2 separate regions of the Homo sapiens genome follow, and region 2 is linked to region 1. A link is a contact called in ENCODE Hi-C or POLR2A ChIA-PET data. All regions are on one chromosome and are shown on one strand. The core of a region is the stretch at or near the end of the contact, and the rest is flanking DNA. Distances in the headings are between cores, read along the strand shown.

Region 1 (4,051 bases), core at 121-2,620:
GTTAATTCTCTTCGTTTACGTTATGCAAGGTTCAAGTTCTTCCCAAATAGAATATAGCATGGAAGTTCTCGCAGGTGCTCTCTCTCCTCAATGCAAGACATGGCCACCTCTGAGATACAGTTGGCTCACCCCTAAAATGCTAAAGCCCAGCGATCACACAGGCGCACATATTAGAGCACTTCCTTCTCATAAACTTCCAGAAGCAGAATTACTAGATCATGAGCTAAACTCCCAAATTAACCTCCTGAGAGGTCAATGCTAATTCCTTTCCCATCAGCAGTACTCCATTACGGTGTACTCTGGGCCTTCAGGCAAATAATAATGATGATGATGATGATGTTGATGATGATGATGATAGTGTCCTCTTCACTCTTTGTTAACTGGAAAATAAACAGATCTTTTTAGTGGCAGGGAAACTTCTGGGTTATCAGGACTAGTGAGGTCCTGGGATGGGCTTTTAGGAGAAAAGAAGCTCTTCTGGCAGCTTCCATCTCTGAAATTATGTCCCCACCAATACTGTAAATTGTTTCCCCATGATGCCAAGTCATGTTTATTCAGGAATTCATTCACTTCATAATTCCTTTTGAGTATGTATTTTGTACGTAAACTCCAAACTTTTGCCAAGCTCAAGAATATTCCTTGAAATAAAGGAATTTGGCCAGGCATGGTGGCTAACACCTGTAATCCCAGCACTTTGGGAGGCGGAGGCGGGCTGATCACCTGAGGTCAGGAGTTTGAGACCAGCCTGGCCAACATGGCGAAACCTCGTCTCTACCAAAAATGCAAAAATTAGCCAGGCACAGTGGCAGGCGCTTGTAATCCCAGCTACTTGGGAGGCTGAGGCAGGAGAATCGCTTAAACCTGGGAGGCGGAGGTTGCAGTGAGCCGAGATTGTGCCGTTGCACTCCAGCCTGGGCGACAGAGCGAGACTCTGTCCTCCCCGTCCCCGCAAAAAAAAAAAAAAAAAAAAAAAAAAGGAATTTATAACTATCCTGGCATTTAGCAGTTTACAGGGGGGTTTCACTTCCGTTTTCTCATTTGGACCATGCAAAAGCCAACTGAGTACAATTCTGCCCATTTTACAGATGAACAAACCAGAGGCACAGAGGAGAGGGATTTGCCCGAGGCTACACAATACCTGTGAGTCACAGCCAGGACTAAGGATCCTGTGAGCTTCTCAGCACATGCCACTCCTTCCTACAACACCCTGCCAGGTCCACCACCTCCGTAAGTGGAGAATCTTAACGAAGGGCGACCTATGCACGCACCTGACTTCTGAGCTGAGGAACAGTAGAATGAAGGAGTTATTTTTAAATGGCTTTTACCGAGCCTGTGATGTCATTTCATTGATCACGCTGGGAGATGCGGTGCTGAGTTGTGCTATGGCAACTCGATTAAGGCTGGGAACTCCATTTCCTAGAAGCCCCTCCCTGCTGTGTTTCCGGGTTAGAGTTGGCCAAAAGAGAACCTTGTGCAAGAATTGTAGGGCGGAAGGCGAGCAGCAGTCACTGCCCCTGGCAGGTTTCCCGTCAGATACAGTGAAGGACAGAAACAGAGGGGCCCTGAGAGGCCCTGCAGCTCCCGGTTTATCCGGCTCTCTCCTCTGCTCCCTCCCAGCTAACATTTCCTGCTGTTGGCTCTGCTACCCAACAGCTGCCTCGGGCCCACCACCAGGGGCTTGGCTGTCGCCCCACATGGGGCGGGAGCTACGTAGAGGCCACAGCTCCCATAAACCTCTCCACGAACTCCCCCTCCGCGGCCCTGCTTCGGTGGCTAGATGTGCTTTGGCTTCTGGAATTTTCCTGCAAGCTCTGATTTGTCCAACTGCACCAGTGCTTCCGGCAACGGCTAGTGACTCTCTGATCTTCTGACTCCTCCTTCCAGACATTCACTTCCCCAGCTCTTCCCACAGCTGTGAACGGTTTTATTCCTAGAATACTCACAGTGGCTCTGTTTCCCTGGCTGAATCCTGTTACGATACTTACAGATTCTGCTTTACATGAAAAACAGCATAAGAAAAAAAAAATGTTCTGGAGTGTAAGGCAGAATTCCACCTGATACTTAGAATCTATATATCTCATGTGCTTGATTTATAGATTGGATATGTGGGAACTAAGGAAAGAAGATTATTCAATGAACCAGTGGAGGAAGAATCGTGTATGCTTTCAGTGTAGACCAAACTGGGGAAATAGATGAGAAAGGAATAACTGAAAAGACATAACCTTCTTTATCTTGTTTTTCTAAGCTCAAAAGATGGAAGAGGGGAAGGAATTGGTAGTGAAGCCATTTTTGTAGTCTGGAAATTTTCTGTCAAGTTTTACATAATTCCTTAGGGCATACCAAAGAAAATAATCAGTCCTGTCTACCCTCTAAGTAACTATCTTCTCTTGAAAGAGAAAGGAGTGATTCTTATTTAGGAAATCTAGTTCTTTAAATATAAAATACGAAATTGAGCCTGGGCAACATAAGGGAGACCTTGTCTCTACTAAAATTCAAAAAGAATAAAAATTAGCCAGGGGTGGGGCGCAAGCTGATAGTCCCAACTATTTTGGGGGCTGAGGTGAGAAGATCGCTTGAGCCCAGGAGGTTGAGGCTGCAGTGAGCAATGATCTCACCGCTGCACTCCAGCCTGGGTGATACAGTGAGACCCCATCTCAAAATAGATACATTAATTAAATTAAATGTGAAATTACACGTGAACAGGAGCAAACCGATGTTCAAGGATTCTTAAACATTATAAAACCAACAGGACAATATCTACCTGGTTAATGCTGAGGTGAATAGTCAAGGCTCTAATGTTAATAAATAAATACATCAAAGATCTTTTCCTTTCTCTTCCTTATTGTAGCCTCCTCTCTTTGCAACAGAGAAAGGAGGTCTTAGAACAGTTTCCAGTGGAGAAGAATTTTGAAATTCAGCGTTTTCTTCCTAGCAGTCTGTATGTATGTGAATGTTCTATGCCATTGTTCTTTCAAAATCATACTTGTTTGTCTCCCTCTTCCACCCTCACGCAGTGAGCGTTTTCACCCAGTGTCTTTAAAACATGCCTGCCTCAGGTGGCTGGTCACTTTATCAAATAAAAGGTGGCTGGCTTTGCCAATTTCTTTTCCCTACTCTGCATTAATAAGCCTGGCTCACAGTGCAGTAGAATTTTATTTCCACCAAGCAAATACAGATTGCTTTCTCCTTGGCTGCTTTTTAAAAGTCTTCTCACTCTCACTTGTGTCTAGATCATCCACCCATCCCTGCAGCACTAATGCTGACAGTGGCCAAGAGTATGAAATGTTCTCAAGCCAGTCCTGAGCCCGCAGATTCCTCCTCGGCCACTGGTCACAGGAGTGCACAGGGGGACCACTGTGCAACCCAGACAACCACCAGCTCATCCTCACAAAGAAGAGATCGTCTCCACTCCTGGGACCCCCTGAGACTCCCAGGGACCCAAACTCTTGGCTCTTGGCTCTGCCTGGAGTTTTATCTCCAGCTTGCTGGGTTTACTACCAGAGTCCTAGTTCTCTAGGGCTGCCGTAACAAAGTACCACAAACATGGTGGCTTCAAACCACAGAAACGCATCCTCTCGCACTTGTGGAGACCAGGCATCCAAAACTAAGGTGTCCACAGGGCTGTACTCCTTCTAGCTTCCGATGGTTGCCAGCAATCTTTAGCATTCCTTGGCTTATGTCCGCATCACTCCAATCTCTGCCTCTGTTGTCACAACTCCTCTGTGTAGCTGCATCTTCTCTTCTGTCTCAAGTCTCTCTCTGTCTCTCCCTTTTTTATTTTTATTTTTATTTTTTTTGAGACAGGGTCTCGCTGTCACCCAGGCTGCAGTGCAGTGGCGTGATCATAGCTCACTGCAACCTCTAACTCCTGGGCTCAAGTGATCCTCCTGCCTCGGCCACCCAAAGTGCTGGGATTACAGGTGTGAGCCACTGTGTCCAGTTTATAAGTTTTATGAGTTTATAAGTGCCCTAATAAGGACACTTGTCATTGGAATTTAGGGCCCACCTAGATGATCCAGGGTGATCTCCTCATCTTGAGATCCTTAACTTA
Region 2 (4,012 bases), core at 206-2,705, 36 kb after region 1:
TGTCGCCCAGGCTGGAGTGCAGTGGCGCGATCTCGGCTCACTGCAAGCTCCGCCTCCCGGATTCAAGCCATTCTCCCGCCTCAGCCTCCCGAGTAGCTGGGATTACAGGCGCCCGCTACCACGCCTGGCTAATTTTTTTGTATTTTTAGTAGAGACGGGGTTTCACTGTGTTAGCCAGGATGGTCTTGATCTCCTGACCTCGTGATCCGCCCGCCTCGGCCTCCCAAAGTGCTGGGATTACAGGCGTGAGCCACCGCGCCTGGCCAGGAAATGAAATTTTAAGAGAAATCATTTATAATAGCACAAAAGAAGCAAATACTTAAATCTATCATAATTGTGCAAGAACTCAACAGAGAAAGCTGTAAAATACGATTGATATTATTAATAGAAATGCAAGGAAACTTACACCGAAAAACTTTATATTGTGAAAATATCAATTTTCCACAAACCTGCTAGATTTAATCATCTACATATTGTGTCTTTAAGGGGAGATTGCCTAGCTTATTCTTTTTCTGAATATGAATTTTAATCCATAATCAGTGCCATTATTGAGAATATTAAGATGCTTTCATGTTGAACTGATTAAAACAGCATTTGGAATAGTAAATGACATGTAATGTATGAATAACCTCCAGCTGGCCGGGTGCTGTGGCTCATGCCTGTAATCCCATCACTTTGGGAGGCTGAGGAGGGTGGATCACTTGAGGTCAGGGGTTCGAGACTCGCCTGGGGAAGATGGTGAAACCCCCTGTCTCTACTAATAATAAAAAAATTAACCGGGCGTGGTGGCACACGCCTCTAATCCCAGCTACTTGGGAGGCTGAGACAGGAGAATCGCTTGAACCCGGGAGATGGAGATTGCAGGGAGCCAAGATTGTGCTACTGCACTCTAGCCTGGGCAACAGAGTGAGACTCTGTCTCAAAAAATTAAAATTAAAATTAAAAAAAACCCTCCAGCTATCTTTTTTCTTTTTTTTAAGTGTAAAAATTATAAGCAACTATAATGAAAAGTCTTCAGAAGTATTCTCTGGGAGACTCAGGATTGAAGAGGCCAGAAGCAGAGAGCCAGCAGGTCCTAGGAGGTGGTCTACTACAAGATCTGGGGGCTCACCGCCTACTTGAAAAGATACAGAACTCCTGCCCTCAATAAATGAAAGAGAAGTTGAACTACTCTGCAAGTCAGTTTTCATCAGTATTCATTTTCTTTCGAATCGTTGAAAGACTGAAGATGCCTGTTAAAATAGGTCTCTGTAATAATCCTGTAGGAAAAGTTTGCCAAGGTTTTCTGATTTTGAACCCAAATATTGCTTAAGCATCTGGGGCACAGCTCCAAATGTATTGAACTTGCTTCTCCCCCTTGCCAATGTTGCATAAGGCCCTTTTCAAAGCCATCTTAATTCCATTTTACCAGCAGTATAGACCACACACAAAGTGGTGCTTCTGGCTTTTGTAATCAGAACGCAAAGGCACCATCCTGCCAGTACTGAAGTCAGCCAAGCCCAACCCTTTGCAGGGAGCTCCTTCTGGTGTGATGGCTGATCAGCCTGCTGGCTTCAAGAAGAGCTCTCTGAGTACCAGCATAAACAGCACCGGTATAAACCAATCCACCAAGGCAAAGTTTTGTGGAAGAGCCTGGCAGGTTCCTCACCCTATACCCATCCCCAATGCACCCTGTGACTCCACTCCCTCCGCCACTCCCATCAGCCTCTCATCTGCCACCAGAATGATTTTTTTTCCTGCCTTCCTGTGGATTGCTTAAACATTTTTTAGAATGCTATTTTGATTTAGCTTTAGTGTTCTTTGGGTGTATCTCTTTAATGGTTGCCCTAAGGATCGCCTTATATATATATATATAACTTATTCTACGGTTGTCAACATTTTACCAGTTTGAGTGAAGTGTTGAAACTTTACCTCTTTTTATAACTCTCAATCCTCCCCCGTTTATAATATAATTGTCTTAAATATTTCCTCTACATACATTGAGAACTACTGCATAAGCCAAGATTATAATTTTGTTTCAACTGTCAAATATAATTTAGAAAACTCAAGAAGAGAACAAAAGTCTATTGTATTTACCCATGCTTTTGGCTTTATCATTCTTTCTTCCTTCCTGATGGGCCAAGATTTCTTTTTCTCTCATTTTCGTTTTGCTTAGAGAATTTCCTTTAGCTATTCATTAGGGCAAGTCAGCTGGCAACAGATTCTTTCAGTTTTTTGTCATCAGAGTATATCTTGATTTCCGAAAAGGAACGAAAAGTTCCTGAAGAATATTTCGGCTATACAATTCTGCATTGAAAGTTCTTTCCAGCACTTGAAAAATGTTTTGCCATTTCCTGCTGGCCTTCATGGTTTCTGATAAGAAATCCACGTTCGTTCGAATTGTTTTTCCCCTATAGGTAACATGTTGTTTCTGTCTGGCTGTTTTCAAGATTTTTTTCTTTGTCTTAATTTTCAGAAGTTTGACTGTGATGGGCCTTGGCATGGATTTCTTTAGGTTTATCCTGTTTGGGATTTTCTCAGCTTCTTGAGCTGTAGGTTTTTGTCTTTTGCCAAATTTCAGAGCTTTTAGCCATAATTTCTTCAGTTCCACATTTTTCTCCTCTCCTTCTGGAACACCCATGGTCTGAGTATTAGATTTTTTGTTACAGCAGTCTCACATGTCCCTGAAGCCCTGTTCTTTTTGTTTGTTTGTTTGTTTGTTTGTTTTTTAGTCTATTTTTTTCTCTGTTGTTCAGATTGGGTAAATTCTATTTGATCCTCAAATTCTGATTCTTTCTTCTGTCTATATTCTGCTGCTGAGCATATGCCTTGAGTATTTTATTTCAGTTATTGCAATTTTTAGTTCAAAAATTTCCCTTTGGTTCTCCCTTATATCTTTGATTTCTTTGCTGAGACTTTCTACTTTTTTTGTTGTTTCAAGCATGTTTGTAGTTGCTCGCCAAAGCATTTTTAGAATGGCTGCTTTAAAATCTTGTCAAATAATTCTAGCAACTCTGTCATCTAGGTTAATTGTCTTTTCTCATTCAAGTTGACATCTTCCTGGTTCTCAGTATAACAAGTGATTTTTTTTTTTTTGAAACCAGAACATTTTGGGCATGATGTTGTAAGATTCCAAATATTATTTAAATCCCGTGTTTGAGCAGACCTCTCCTGCCTTACTATTGGCAGATGAAGGTGAAAGTCCAGGTTCTCCCCTCATGGGGAGTGAGTGTGGGAGGAGTGTTCCTTGTTATTGGCAGGCAAGGGTCGGGGTTCAGGCTCCCCAGTAGGCTTCCTTTGATACCACCCTGGTTAGGAGGGTTGAAGGTGTTTCATTATTGCCTCCCTTGACGCCATCGTATCAGGGTGACCTCATTACCATGGAACAGTGGTGAAAGTTCAAACTCTCCACTCTTCTGACACCACCCCAGAGAGGAGGGGGAGGAGTACTTTGTTACTGCCTGGTGGAGGTGGACATCCAGGCTGCCCATGTGGTTTCCATTGACACAGGGAACGAGGAGGCTCCTTACTCTCCAGCAGGGATGTTCCGCTGCCTTCCTACTCAGCCTTCTCTGACCCCACTGGGTGTGGGGAAGGGGTGGTGTGAGGCACGTCCTTACAGTCTGGTAAGGGTGAAAGTCTAGGCTCCCCATTTGGCTTTTGTCCCACAGGGTGGAGCCACAACTTTTTTTCTGTCGTGTTTGCTTGCAGCAAAGTGATTATTGTCTAGAAGTTTTCTGTCTTGCTAGGCTGTCCTTTTCCTGGTCCTTTGGCTAGAAAGAGCAGACTTTTCTTGGAGGTTTTATGTTTTGCGTTTTTGTCTGTGGCTATTGATGTTTCTAGGTTGCTGGCTTCACCAGCACCCAGTCAGGAAGATGTCAGACAAAAAGAAAATTCTGGGAATTCGCAGCCATGTTGTTCCTTGGGTCCCAAGGCCCCTAAATGACTGTGCCTTTTTCTCTCTGCCTTTCAGTCTTCATATGCTTATTTTACATAGAAAATCTAGGGTGTTGGCGGGCGCGATGGCTCAAGC

What was found. A loop is a pair of places that touch in the nucleus more often than their neighbours do. ChIA-PET counts read pairs that join two places held with the same protein, here RNA polymerase II (POLR2A).
Region 2: a map of sigmoid colon shows a loop between it and region 1 (5-fold over the local background). The contact joins two enhancer-like sites. A Hi-C loop is called at or near these places in 1 of 168 maps with a recorded cell type or tissue (sigmoid colon). POLR2A ChIA-PET finds 5 or more read pairs at or near these places in 5 of 52 experiments (A673, MCF 10A, PC-9 and 2 more).

Annotation. Positions count from the first base shown.
Region 1 is chrX:41,008,866-41,012,916 of GRCh38, forward strand. No RefSeq gene overlaps it. Among named protein-coding and RNA genes, the nearest start is that of USP9X, 75 kb to the right of the region's middle. Within about 2 kb of position 1,371, at least 36 of the 41 ENCODE cell types and tissues checked have a DNase peak (open chromatin) inside an H3K27ac peak, as active enhancers do; they include sigmoid colon, where a contact is called at or near this core.
Region 2 is chrX:41,044,737-41,048,748 of GRCh38, forward strand. No RefSeq gene overlaps it. Among named protein-coding and RNA genes, the nearest start is that of USP9X, 39 kb to the right of the region's middle. Within about 2 kb of position 1,456, at least 5 of the 41 ENCODE cell types and tissues checked have a DNase peak (open chromatin) inside an H3K27ac peak, as active enhancers do; they include sigmoid colon, where a contact is called at or near this core.